Regions from separate parts of the Homo sapiens genome. Here all the other regions are linked to region 3. Evidence: chromatin contacts called from ENCODE Hi-C data. All regions are on one chromosome and are shown on one strand. The core of a region is the stretch at or near the end of the contact, and the rest is flanking DNA. Distances in the headings are between cores, read along the strand shown. Region 1 has its middle 16 kb from the start of HS1BP3-IT1. Region 2 overlaps LOC102724948 (a long non-coding RNA gene). Region 3 has its middle 79 kb from the start of SDC1.

What was found. A loop is a pair of places that touch in the nucleus more often than their neighbours do. Pooled maps may share reads with other maps.
Region 1: a loop to region 3 is called in a pooled map, with 4 times the contacts of the local background. The contact joins two enhancer-like sites. A Hi-C loop is called at or near these places in 3 of 37 single-sample maps with no recorded cell type and 2 of 50 pooled maps.
Region 2: a loop to region 3 is called in a pooled map, with 2.9 times the contacts of the local background. The contact joins two enhancer-like sites. A Hi-C loop is called at or near these places in 2 of 37 single-sample maps with no recorded cell type and 2 of 50 pooled maps.

Annotation. Positions count from the first base shown.
Region 1 is chr2:20,574,448-20,578,987 of GRCh38, forward strand. It overlaps a transcript of HS1BP3 not described here. Among named protein-coding and RNA genes, the nearest start is that of HS1BP3-IT1, 16 kb to the right of the region's middle. RefSeq lists enhancers at 717-1,217, 2,325-2,464, 4,087-4,540, 4,386-4,540. Within about 2 kb of position 2,369, at least 10 of the 41 ENCODE cell types and tissues checked have a DNase peak (open chromatin) inside an H3K27ac peak, as active enhancers do.
Region 2 is chr2:20,522,244-20,526,509 of GRCh38, forward strand. It overlaps LOC102724948 (a long non-coding RNA gene), which reads right to left. Exons shown (of 3, transcript XR_939794.3): 3 at 3,923-4,228. Among named protein-coding and RNA genes, the nearest start is that of HS1BP3-IT1, 68 kb to the right of the region's middle. RefSeq lists an enhancer at 2,741-3,040. Within about 2 kb of position 2,713, at least 13 of the 41 ENCODE cell types and tissues checked have a DNase peak (open chromatin) inside an H3K27ac peak, as active enhancers do.
Region 3 is chr2:20,144,315-20,148,924 of GRCh38, forward strand. No RefSeq gene overlaps it. Among named protein-coding and RNA genes, the nearest start is that of SDC1, 79 kb to the right of the region's middle. RefSeq lists enhancers at 1,301-1,460, 1,671-1,750. Within about 2 kb of position 1,464, at least 6 of the 41 ENCODE cell types and tissues checked have a DNase peak (open chromatin) inside an H3K27ac peak, as active enhancers do.

The sequences.
Region 1 (4,540 bases), core at 1,119-3,618, 430 kb after region 3:
ATGGCTGCCTCCTTTTTCCCACCACTGCGAAGGGCCCTAGGCTTGGCAAGCAGGGTTGAGCTGGACTGGGAGAGGAAGACCTGGGGCATACCTCATTTCAGAGCCCTGGAGGGCCAGGGGATCACTGGGAAGGAATGAGTGCTGCATGGCCAGGAAAAATGAGTGACTGTATAGCAGAAAGCATGGTCAGCCTCGGTGGATGAGATGACAGTGACCTGGCCAGCCCCACTCAGTGGGCACCTGGCTTCCCCCAGCAGCACCCGGGCAGGCAGTGCTGGGCAAGCCTGGCCTCCTGGACACCTCACAGGGGTCTGCTTCCTTATCTGCTGTGTCCACATTGGGAGCCAATCCTGTCCCTGGATCAGGGCAGCAGATCCACTGAACTGAGCTAGGAGAGAAGTCGGGACCCTGGGTTCAAGTACCAGCATGGTTATCTACTAACCGTGGAACTGTGGGGAAATCAGGGGTCCTCTTGGAGCCTCAATCCCCTCCTCTGCATAACTGGGATGATAATGTTGGCCTTACTTGGTTTTTGCCAGGATTAAATGAGAACACAGGAGTGGTTGTTATTACTGGCGTAAAAAGAACCATTTCCTAGCTCATTAATGCAGACAACGTAAACGTCTGGATGCCTAAGGACAAAGCCCGGGACTTTTCTGCACTTGCTACTCACCCCCATATTGTTGTTGGGCATTTGTTTGGATTTCTCTGGAACTTTTGGAACAATGGGCTCTGGAGTTTTGTCCTGTGGTCATTCACACCCTCAAGGGAAGCATTTGCTGAGCTCTAGGCCTCGTTCCAAGGGTGAGGAGCCTGGTGGGACATTTACCTGAATCAGGGCCGCAGCCTGGACAGGCAGGGCTAGGGACAGGAAGGCCAGAGACACATAGTGTCAATCCCTGAGCCTGGAAGCCCTAGTCCAAAGCCTCCTGGGCTTATTTCAACCCATCAGCTGACTCTGACAATCAGAAAATACCAAAAAGGGCCCACCCCTTCCTCTCTAGCTCTGACACTCCAAGACCCTGTTTGGTCTCAACATGCAGCCCAGTTCCCTGGCTGCCCAGCCACACTCTGCCCACATATTTTAGACTCCCAAAGGGTAGTAAGTCCCTCTTGCAGCATCCCTGGAGGCCCCGCCACATGCCAGGTGAGGAGCCAGGCACTGGGGAGAAAGCCACAGTGTGCCTCCTGCCTCCTCCCCTCTCCAGGTTTGTGCCTCAAGGCCCGGCATTCCTTATCCACGGGCCTGGCCCATGTGCCTGGGCTCTTCCACACGGGGGCCTGGCAGCAACGCCTCTGTCTCCTTGGTTCCACCCCCCCCCCCCCCTTCAGGCTACCCCAGCAAGGGAGGACAGGAGCAGCTGGGAAATTAATTTACAATGTGAGTGACTGTTAGGCCCTGATACCCACACATGAGGAGTTGCTTTTTAAAAGGTAGCTATTTATAAAAATGAATGCTTGAGAAGTTCCTGACAGGCAATGGGGGAAGGGGACTGGGGAGGGGGACCTGAAAAACCTGTCCCACCCATTTCCATCTTTGTTTTGTTTTGTTTTGTTTTTTGAGACAGGGTCTTGTTCTCTCCCAGGCTGGAGTGCAGTGGCATGACCGCAGCTCACTGCAACCTCAATCTCCCGATCCTCCTGTTTTAGCCTCCCAAGTAGCTGGGACTACAGGTATATGTCACCATGACTGGCTAATTTTCTTTTAGTTTTTGTAGAGATAGGATCTCACCGTGTTGTCCAGGCTGGTCCTGAACTCCTAGGCTCAAGTGATCCTCCTACCTCGGCCTCCAAAGTGTTCTGGGATTATAGGTGTGAGCCATTGCACCCGGCTATGTGAGGTTTCTTTCTGCTCAATCTTTGCCTAAGTTGTTTCCTTCATATGGACTCTATGTGTTCCTCCTCTTTTCCTGTCCTCAGAGAACCAGCTGGAACCTCACCTCCTCTGAGAAGCCTGCCCAGTACAGCTCCTCCTGCCACTGAGGGCTTAGCTCAGGCGTCCCGTTTTCCATGCTTTGCAGTCTTATCTCCTCTCTGGCCTGAGACCTCCCTGAGGCTCTAGTCTAGAGCCTGAAAATATCAGAGGAGGGCTGGAATCTGCCACATTCTAGCTACACGACCTTCTCTCTAAAGTGGGAACAGGATCGCCTCCCTCATTGTACTGTAAAGTGCCTGGCATATGGCAGGTGCCAACAAATACTGCTACCCCCAGAAGTTCTGAGAGAGACGGAGGCCTTGAATGGTACCCTTAATGGGGCCCACAATCTAGGGACTTTTTATTCCACAACAGAAATGGAAGTTGACCTGTCACACTGAGTCTACACTATTTCTTGGGTCTTGCCTGCCTCCCGGAAGCTGAACTTATCACCAGAGGGACTATGCAGGCTGAAGTTTCTGTTTCTGTTTCGGTTACGTATAGAAGCAGTTGCTTTCTAAGAATTGAAGGACACCTAGTCATATCCTTTTGGTCAGTGGCAAACAAATGATGGGGAACAGAATTCCCACTTACAAATCTTTTCCCATTGGGATGTCTAGGATGGATGGTTCCTGGGAATGCCCTGGGAATTTACCTGGGAAGAGTATTTACAAGGAAATTTATGGGAGAATTTACAAGGGAATTGCCGTTTGAGTTGGGTTTTCAGAGTAAACAAGGGCTTGTCACTGGGCCTAGATGGAGATGTGGGGTGGCCCAGGGCAAGTGAAGGACTTGGGGTTCCAGGGAGATTAAGGACTGGGGGCATGACACACTGATATTCATGTACAATTGAGTTAATATTTCCGTATCGGGGAGGGCCTGGGAGCTGAGTGGGGAGAGGGTGGGAAAGGGGGACCCTCCTGATGGACCCAGGAGGTTCAGTCCCAGCCCAAACCCAGCCCTTCAGAAAGACCCAAGGCTAGTAGGCCTGGACTCCTTAAAAAGCTTCCCAACCATTGGCTGGGGAAGAGCATGATTCTTGGGGTTGTTTTACCCCAAGGGCCTTGTCCAGGGCTTCCTTTGAAACAAGTGCAGCGATCTCCCAGAGAGAAGTTCTAGACCATGCAATCTTCCTGTCTCCCTGCATTTCCTGTGACATGTTAGCGGCTTGGAGGTGTCCCCCCAGCTCCACCAGGGGCATAGGAAGAAAGAGCCTCCAGGCCCAAGGTGAGGGGCACCTCCCAGCACCGCCATCTGGGAGCGTAAGAGTGCCTGTCTGTGGCTGCAGCCTGGGAGGGAGAGAGGGTCCAGAGATGGAGGCAAGCAGAGGCCAGACCAACTCAGGCCGGGTGCATGAGCTGGAATTGCCAGGCCTCTGAACCTCAGGCTAGGTCGCATTCTTGGAGCAGCAGATTAAAGTATGAGGGGGTATTGTCTAAGCTACACTCCCCGGCACTGGGGCTGGATGGGGATTGGGCTTCCAGGGTTCTGTTATACTGATCAGATCAATGATTCATATGCTGATGTATCAGAACCACCTGCAAACACATTTCCAGGCCTGCCTCAGGGCACTCGTTCCTCAAGCCTGTCCAGTGTGACTTCAACCCCCTTCACAGCTGAGTAGGTTGTGGCCAGGGGCCATGGATCTGCAAAGACTGAGTAACGTGCCTGATGTCTCATCATGATCCAGCCGGCTGGGGACCTCTGGCATGGAACACTCCAAGCTGCATCATGTCCCCTCAGGCAACTTGCTGATCCCTGGCAAGGGGTGCAGGAAGCAGGCTCACGTGGCTGTGCCCTTGAATCAGGGCTCGGGAGAGTGGCACAGGGTGGGGGTGGGAACAGCCTCTCTTGACCAGTGCCTAGCGTCCTACCTGTGGCTCCTAAGTGGCTCCAGGGCTGCCCTCAGAGGCGGGATGGGATGCAGTCTTCATAGGAGGGGACTTGGTCTCCATGGTTTTCAGGGCAGAGCCCCACACCTATTACCTGGGCCCTGAGGCTCTACCCTAGCATGTCTCTCTGGGCTGTCCTCTGAAAAGTTGCTCACCATGGTAACCAACCAGAAGTAGAGCCCCAGCTGAGGGCAGTGATGACACCATCTTTGGCCCTTGGACAACCGGGGCAGTTCTTGCCCGGAGGCTCTCGCAGGCAGCCCCACACACCACCTATATCCCGAGGAAAGATGGGCATTCCCAAGGAACATGTTCAGGCCAGACCCTCTGGGAGGTGAATAAGAATAGATGCCCAGCCAAGAACCTCTTCAAAGCTCAAGAGGAATGAAGAGAAGAGAGAGGACCACCATTCACTGAGGGCTGGCCATGGGTGAGGCACTGGGCGTAGGCAATCTCCTACATGCTCATGACAGCCCTGGGAGCAGTACTGCCACCTGCACTGGACAGGGGAGGAAACTGAGGCTCAGAATGGGAAAGTAATTTGCTCAAGGCCAGAGTCCCTGGGTGTGTAGCTGTGACTCTGGAGCCATGCTCTGTATCAACCAGTGGGGTGTACATGAAACATCAACAGTAACAGCAATGTCCAGGTTCAAAACATTAAAAATAGCCTCAGTACTACAAGGCTTTCTGTTTCTGAAACCTCTGTTGAAGGCAGCCAAGTGGAAAGTCAGGC
Region 2 (4,266 bases), core at 1,463-3,962, 380 kb after region 3:
AGCCTGGAACTCAGCACTCTTTATTATCTGGCCCTGGGCTGTTGCTGGATTCCTAGACACTGGGATTCCTGGATGCTGATCCAGCTCTCAAGAGCCCTGGCTCTGTGGCTATGATGATTGCCCCTGAATATCTGTACCACTACACCCAAACCACTCAGGGGCCCCAGTGTGTGTGCCCCTGTTCTGTGAAACGTGAACAGTGTTGGCTGAGCCAACACACCCTACCCTACACCCCGCCCCTGTTCCCATCCTGCCCTGCACCTCCTCCTGCCTTAGTTCCACTCTGCCTGGGGAGAGGAAGGGACAGACCCTGCGCACTCCCCTCCTGTCCTATGAGCTTCTCAATGCCTGATCACCCCACCGCCTGCCTGATCACCCCTGCCTGATCAGGATGCCTGATCACCCCACCGCCACCCCCACCATAATGGCCTTGCCCAGCAGAGCGCACAGTAATTGCATGATCAATATTTGTTCATATGAGTTGAGTTGAACTGATTTAAAGGAGTTCCTCCCCAGACAGAATGATTCCTCTCCTTAAAGATGTAGGCTTTCGGCTGGGCATGGTGGCTCATGCCTGTAATCCCAGCACTTTGGGAGGCTGAGGCAGATGGATCACAAGGTCAGGAGTTTGAGACCAGCCTGGCAAACATGGTGAAACCCTGTCTCTACTAAAAATACAAAAATTAGCTGGGCATGGTGATGAGCGCCTGTAATCCCAGCTACTCAGGAGGCTGAGGCAGGAGAGTTGCTTGAACCTGGTAGATGGAGGTTGCAGTGAGCAGAGATCATACCACTGCACTCCAGCCTGAGCAACAGAGCAAGGCTCTGTCTCAAAACATAATAAATAAATAAATAAATTAACTAATTAATTAATTTAAAAAAGATGTAGTCTTCTATATTTTGTAGCTTTCCTGGTCCTTACTTATTCTTGCTCTCTGACATCATCTAGTCACAGCTCACCAATTCCTGCTTTGCAGTGAGCAGGCTGGGAGCTGTACATTCCCAGGAGGCACCGTTCACACAGACCGTGACATGACTGGCACCCCCTGAAGTGTGTGATGTAGTGTCCCTATCCCCAGGTGCCTTCAGCCTCTGGATGCTGGCCCACCTCAGGGAAATATAGATGCTGTTTTTCTTTCCTGGTGCTTGTTTTGCAAAGCAACTTGAGACACATGGCCAGGGCTTCCTTCTGGGGCTGCAGCATCTCCCTGCAGAAGCAGCCAGCTCCTCCACAGCAGGGTCATCAGGGAAACACCCCATTCTCTGTTCCCCTCCATCGCAGAACTAGATGGGTTCCTAGAGGCTCCCTAACTAGGTCATCCTCCAGCTGTCCACAGACCTTGCCTTCTGTCTTTGTAAGCGGGACACATGATGCATGGTCCTAATGCGCATGTTTGAGGGTGACAAGGAGCCTTGATGTATTAGTATACCGGGACAACACGTATAAATCATGACTGTCCCTGGGAATCTGAGATTCCAACGCAGGACTGCCTGACACCAAAACCTATGCTATTAGGGTTGACAGAAGGGAAAGGAAGCCAGAGAGAGCAGGGAGAGCTCTCCAGGGAGGGGTCCCAGGGAAAGGACCTGGAGGAACAGTTCCATGTGAGGACACTGCTGCTTTTGCCTTCTATGTCCCCCCACCCAGCCTCCTCCCTTCCAGGCCTAACTTCTGGTGAGCCAGACCCACTGGGGCCAGGAGAGTTGGTGCAAAGATCCTTCAGCGGAAGGTCAGGGGTTCTGGAGTGAGTCTTGGGTCCATGTAAGCAGAGCCAGCCACTTCCCCTACCTGGCCTTTGTCAACCCTTCTGCACACTGGGCATAATCCCCGCCCTCCGTGGGATGATGTGGGTGATGGGCTGTGGGCCCTGTGAGACACGGTAGCTCTTCTCGCTTGGGGTCTGGATGGGGGCTCTCCTTGAATATCTCCTGGAGGGACAAATAAGCTCTCAATCAAATACTTCCTGTTGGGCACCTATTCCTGAGCACATCTCTCTGGGAAGAGGGGGTTAAAAAAGGGGGTCTATGACATTCCTTCCTCAAAGCATTCTGGATGCAATGGAATAATACAGGAGCTGGGATATAGCTAACACCAAGAATGACAGATGTTGAGAAGCTTGAATGGGGAAGAGGAAGCAGGCATGGAGATGGTTGTGGGACCAGTCGCCATGCTGGTCCGCGAGGAGTCTCAGGGGGTTATGGCTGAGGCAATGGCACTGGTGGTCCTAAGGAAGAATTTAGGTGGTCTGGGCTTCCATGCCATGGTTGCCCGGGCCCCAAGCTCTATGTGTACGTGATGTGAAGCCAGGAAATGCAGGCAGTGCAGCTCAGCCTCCTGGGCTGCCGGAGGAGCTCTGAGAAACCTGGGGCCAGGGAACCAAGCAGACTGGCTCTATCTTGGGATTTGGCTGCAGACACTGCAGGAACTGAATGCCTTGCGAGGCTGGGACTGCCTTCTTCAGCCCCGTTTCTGTGTGGGGTCCCACGTAGGCAGCTGTCACAGGCTCCCAGAGGGATATTCAAGTGGACCAAGGCAGGAGAAAGGCTGGGGAAGGCTGAGGTCAGCAACGCCCTCTTCGGTTTTTGATAATTTTAGCCACATAGGGAGGAGGCCAGTTGTTCTTTATCTGAGGCAATTGTCTTCAGTTTAAATGAGTCCCCGGAGAGGCTCACAGCTGGGACAGGAAAGCGGGCAGAGGCGGAAGTGGGGAGGGCTCAGGGCTTGACAACGGCCTGGCTCGGTAGGCTGACTCCTCCGCTAGGAAGCAGCAGCTCCAGATCTGAGTGCAGGGAGGACAACTGCATCCCCAGGAGGCCCGGGAGGTCACTGTCTGATCTGGAAGGGGCAAGAGATGGATCACAGGAACGGAAGTATAGGAAACATGGCCAGAGTTAGCAGCGTGGGTGCAACTGGAATCGATTGTTAGCCCATCCACTTGGGGACTTTCCACAAGACAAAGCAAATGCTCCCCTCCAGCCTATGAGGTCAGGGACCTCAGGACGTGTAGAGCGTTCAGTGTCCCCGCTGCCCTTCTGGCCTCCCTGTGTGACTTGGATGGATCTGAGGTGCCTGCTCCTGGACACCGCTCTCCTGCAGGGTCAGATGTGGAGTGTCCCCTGCAGGCCTGAGGACTCAGCACTAGTGAAGGGCTCTCAGCAGCTTGCTCAACAGGCACTGTCCCCTGGGATGTTGGTTTGTTTAAACGAAGGTGTTCTGGCCTAGTGGGCGGTGGCTGCTATGAGTAATCCTGCTCCACAATTGACATCTCAGTTCAAATTCTTCAGCTCTGTCTGTTTTTCACCCGATCCATGCAACCAAAGGGCTCACATAAGCTGACACCCATCGCCTGCTCTCCTCAGGGGAAGCATGGGAGCCAGGGACAGGAAAGCCTCTGCAGGGCACAGCCAGGCACTGTGTCGCCCAGCAGATCTGGACACAAGGGCTGCGGGGCCAACCAGACACTCCACTGAGCATGCGGGCCAAGGAGGCCTCTGAGAGCTCAGTGAGAGGACACAGCTAGGAAGTGGCAGAACTGGAATCTGGATCCAGATCTGCCTGGCTCCAGAGTCTTTCTCTGGGAGAAATATTATGAAGCACTATTAGAGGGTGACCTTTGCCCCCAAACTCACTGTTCCTTAAGCCCACAGCCCAGACAGTCATGTTATTTGCTAAAAACAAAGCTTAGCAGTTTGATATGGATTCCATTTCATAAGAAGGCAGGAGGACGCTGTTGATAACACATGGTCTTTAGAGCCAGCGCAACTTAGCTCTGTCACTGCTTGCTGTGTGACCTTGGGCCAGTCACTTAACCTGAGGTTTGCTTTCATTTGTTAAAAAGTAATAATAGTTACCTTCTATAGTTATCTTGAAAACCACAAGAGACATGTTTATAAAATAATTAGAACAGTCTCTGGCACATGGTAAGTTTTCCAAAATATGCGGCTCTTATTCTAATAATATATTTTTCCTCTCTGTTATTGGGGATAAGTATAGCTTGATTGATATATACATGTGTATGTGTGTATGTATATATATAGCTCCACACATTTAAACCATAACAGCATCTTGTGGTGACTCAACCCGTCTGTCTGCTAAAAGAGAACAAGCCCCTGGCCCATTTCATGTGGTTGCTTTGAAGGATGATCATAAATGTGTTCATAAAGACCTCTGCCAGATGTCAAATCCTCATTCATGAAGCGTAGGATTCCTTCAAGACTGCACATCCAGCTGGGGACAGAGAAAATAAGAGATCACAAAGGGGTGTT
Region 3 (4,610 bases), core at 214-2,713:
GAGATCCTGCCTCACTGGTCCTGACCCTTATGTGGTCCACAGAGGTGTGCCAACTTTGGGCTCCAAGGCCACTGCTCTTGTAAGCTCATACTTCCAAGGTTAGCCAGGCTCCCAAATAGCGCACAGCCCTGGTAGAGCTGAGCCCAGGAGGGCTTCTGTCCTCAGCCACACTCCATGCCACAGGAATATGGAGGCCCTGGGGTTGAGCCTGGTCACCAACTCTGACCCCCTTTCTTCCTGGTGCCATTCCCTTGAGGGGCTGTGGGGATTCTATTCCTGGGGCACTTCATCTCAAACTTCATCAGGAAAATTCCAACTTTAACACGGCAAACGTCTTTGTCTTCATCTCTTTCTTCCCAGATGTTCCTTGGCCCCAAGCAAATTATCTCCCTGCTCTTCCATGTAGGGACTAGAGGGTCCTGCACTCCTCAGGCCACCCAGGAACCAGTTCCCCCTTGCCCCACTAGCCTAACATGTGAATAGCCAAGAGGGACCACTCAAAGGACAGTTTCCTGAACAAAGAAGACCTGTTCTTAACCAGCTGGATAAAGAAGGAGCTGATGGCAACTTTTATTAAAAAGAAAGAAAAGTTCCGAACCAGGAAACTTGCCATACACCCATTCGCCAGATGACAACATTGAGATTACTCACTTCTTGAAAGAGCCCAGCCTCTAGCACTGGACATTTATCACAAAGCATTTCCTTCTTGCGTTGGGCATTCCTCTCTTGCTAGGAGGAACTGAGACTTCCCGTCCCCAGTCCCAGCCCTGAGGCCATGCAGCCTAGGGGTGGCTGGATTGAGCACTGCTTACTGGATTCAGGCCAGAGACTGCCACATTTTGTCCTCTGCTGCCTGGGTTAGGGAGACCTCTCCCTGTCAACTCAGGGGCATGGCAGGAGCGGGGCTGGAACAGTCTCTGCAGTCAGTTCCCTCCTGGACCACCGACGCTGGGAATGCAAGGGGTGGGTAGTTTGGTCTGTGCTTATGTGTTGATATTGTGAGATCATTTGAGAGAATTAAATATATTTTCCCAGATGGAAAGAAAAGGAAAAGGAAGGGGATGTTGAGTGTGGGAGCTGTTCATTCTTTCCAGCTTCTCTCCTTTCCCGCCATCCCACCCCACCTGTGGACCTGTGTTTGGCATTAGGGCACTCCTCTGTGCTTTGCTGGATTCTGATAGGGAGCACAGCCTGGTGTGGGGGGTGGGAGGACGGATGGTCTGCATCTTCCCTTCCCCTGCTCCAGTCCTTAGGCCAGTGCTTTCTGCACTGGGGGGTCAGGGGACATTGAAGGTGCCAGTCCAAATGCCAGTCAACACTGTGGGCAGGCCTGGCCAACACTGTCTGTGGATGCCAGACTCTGGGAAGAGAAGCACCCACGCTCAGAGATGGCCCACTCTCACTGGGCTCACAGCCAAACACACCCAGTTTTCTGGCCTCGGGCTGGGTGGGACAAGTGTATATCTCACCTGACAAGCCCTGTGAGCCTGACAAATGGAGGGAAAAAGCCACGACAGCAGCACCTCCCAGTGATCCGGAAGCTGGAGGAGGAGCAAGAGGACACAGGGTCTCTCCAAAAGGCAGAAGTGCGGGGGAGTGGCCTGGACATTGTAGAGCTGGGACAGCCAAGTCCCAGGGCAAGGGCACCAGGGGACATGGAGGAGTCCTTCCCTTGGGCCTCTCCAGAGAGGCTGCCTGGAGTTTTCACAGTTCACAAATGAGCAGAGGAAATTGTCCATGCGAACAGCCCTTAGGGGATCTCCCAGAGAGGTGTCTCGGGTGCTAGGGGAAGCCCAAACACCCCACTTCAGTTTTCACGTAGGAGGAGGAGAAGGCAATGACTTGTCTTGAAGCAGCCGCTGCCCAGCAAGCACACGATTTTTATTTAAATTGAAGGTTTATTTGGAGTGGGCTTGGGGGAGTACTTCTCATGCACACACTTTTTCTGTCTCCTCATTTCCCCAGCCCAATCCTCCCCACATTCCTCTGCCTTCCCGCCTCCCATTTTATTAGGTGTCAGTTGTCTGCTCCAAACCTTCAGTAGCTCCCATTTGTGATAAGGTGAAGTCCAAATCCCATAGCCTGCATTCAAGTTCTTCCACGGTTAGGGTGGACATACACCCCACTTTGTTTTGGATGATCTAGTTTATATCTGCTGTCTTGGCATAATAATTCATAGCACCCTGCTTCATGCAAAAATGTATCCCAGTTTGGAGAATAAATGATGTGGTCCACCCGTGTACAGTCCACTCCCAACCTCATGCTCCAGGCTAATGGCCAACTGTCTCTCTTGAATCCTCTGAGTCAGTGGTTTTGAACTCTGGTTGCTCATTAGAATCACCTGGGGAGCTTTTAATAAATATCACTACTTAGACTCACCCCCAAAACAGGTCAAATAAAACAGAATCTCTAGGGGCAGGACCCAGCCTTTGGTATTTTTTTAAGCATCCAGATGACTCTGATGTGCAGCCAGGGTGGAGAACAACTGACCTCAGTAAAACAGGTGTCCTGGAACTCTGTCCCTGAGCCCATCTTACACATTTCTGTCCCTAGTTTTTGGTAACTTGCTCCCATTGTCTATCCGCCATTTAACTCTTTCTTTTCCTCTGTGTGTGGTCTTTCATTCATTCTTTAAGTCCTACCCAAGCTGCTAAGCCTAGCTCCAATGCTGCCTCCTCCTACATCTTTCCTGACCTCTTAGCCAGAAAGGGTCTTCCTCTCTACCCACTACTGCCCCCTCCCTCCCCCACTATTGAATGTCATCTATGATCCACGCCCTGTTTTGCCTTCTTCACAGTCTATGAGCTCCATGGCATGGGTCATGTCTGATTAATCTCTGGAGACCCCAGGGCCCAGACCCAACTTACAGTAAAGCCTCTCACACCTGAGTGAGTGACTATCACTGCTGGTCCTGAACTTGGGCAGCGTCATCCACCCCGACACGGGGCACCAGCACATGCTGCCTCTACAAGTTAAGTTTCTTTTCCTGTGTGCGGGCTTTCATTCATTCATTCACTCACTCATTCTGCTTTGTGCCAGGCGCTGTGTTCTCCATCACCTCTTCTTGATTTCCTGTACTATTGGAGAACTGTCCTTTCTCTCTCATGTCCATCCCCTGGACAGCCCTGCAGACTGTCTTGCATATAAACGGTACTCAGTATTGATTGATAATCAACTGACGAATAGATAAACAAAAGTGGTGTGTCCTTACAATGAAATATTATTCAGCCATGAAAAGGAAATGAAGTACTGATACATGCTACAATATGAATAACCCTAAAAACATTATTCTAAGTGAAAGAAGCCAGGAACAAAAGACCACATAAACTGTATGCTATCATTTACATGCAAAGTACAGAATAGACAAATCCATAGAGACAAAAAGTAGATTAGTGGTTGCCAAGGGCTAGAAGAAGGGGGAAATTAAGATTAACTTTTGTTTTGTTTTGAGACAGAGTCTTGCTCTGTCGCCCAGGCTGGAGTGCAGTGGCCTGATCTTGGATCACTGCAACCTCCGCCTCCCAGGTTCAAGCAATTCTCCTGCCTCAGCCCCCTGAGTAGCTGGGATTACAGGTGTGTGCCACCATGCCTGGCTAATTTTTTTTTTTTTTTTGTATTTTTAGTAAAGACAGGGTTTCGCCATGTTGGTCAGGCTGGTCTCAAACTCCTGACCTCAAGTGATCCGCCCACCTCAGCCTCCCAAATTGTTGGGATTATAGGCGTGAGCCACAGCTCCTGGCCAGGACTAGCTGTTAATAGACACAGGTTTTCTTTTGGGGAGGATAGAAATGTTCTGGAATTGGGTAGTAGTGATGGTGGCACAACCTTGTGACTATACTAAAAACCACTGATTGTGCACTTAAGTGGCGAATTTGATGGCATTTGAATTATATCGTAATTAAAAAGAAATATGGATTGATGGATTTTTCTTTCTATACTCATATGTTCTCAAACCTTAAACTTTTATTCTTATTCACAGGAATCAACTGATATTACTGCTAAAAACATTGGTTTCTGGGCTTCACCTTGGAGCTTCAGATACAGCAGATTGGGGCAGCGCCCAGGAATCTGCATTTGATTGTTGTATTCTAAGTGCCATTTCCCTGTTCCCCAAAGGCTTGGGTCAGAGGATTTCTGAGCCAACCTCAGAACCTCAGAAGACAAATAAAATTCTTTAACCTATTATTTCAGAAAAAAAAAGCTGAAGATTTCAAACACAACCAAAACTTTGTTTTTAGTCTGCTTCTTATTAAAAACAGACTGGGACCCAAAGAAACCCCATCGGGGTAGGTAATGAAGTAATCATGATCATACTAAAAGAACAGAATGGAAAAACTGCCTGGCCTGGAGCAAACCACAGAAAAAATTGTCTTCTGCCTCCAGTGCTCAACTGAGCCATTCAGATGAAAATATCCCACTAGCCACATCGACAGCTTAATCTGGGGCAGGGGAGCTAGACATTAGTAAACCGCCACTCACTGCCCCCTATACAAATACATACTTACAGACACCCACTCCTACACACTCAAAATTCGAAGCTCTGGTATGTGCTCCATGATTAGGGCTTTCTTTGGGGTTACAAGGAAGCAGAGTTGTAAATCGGTATTAGA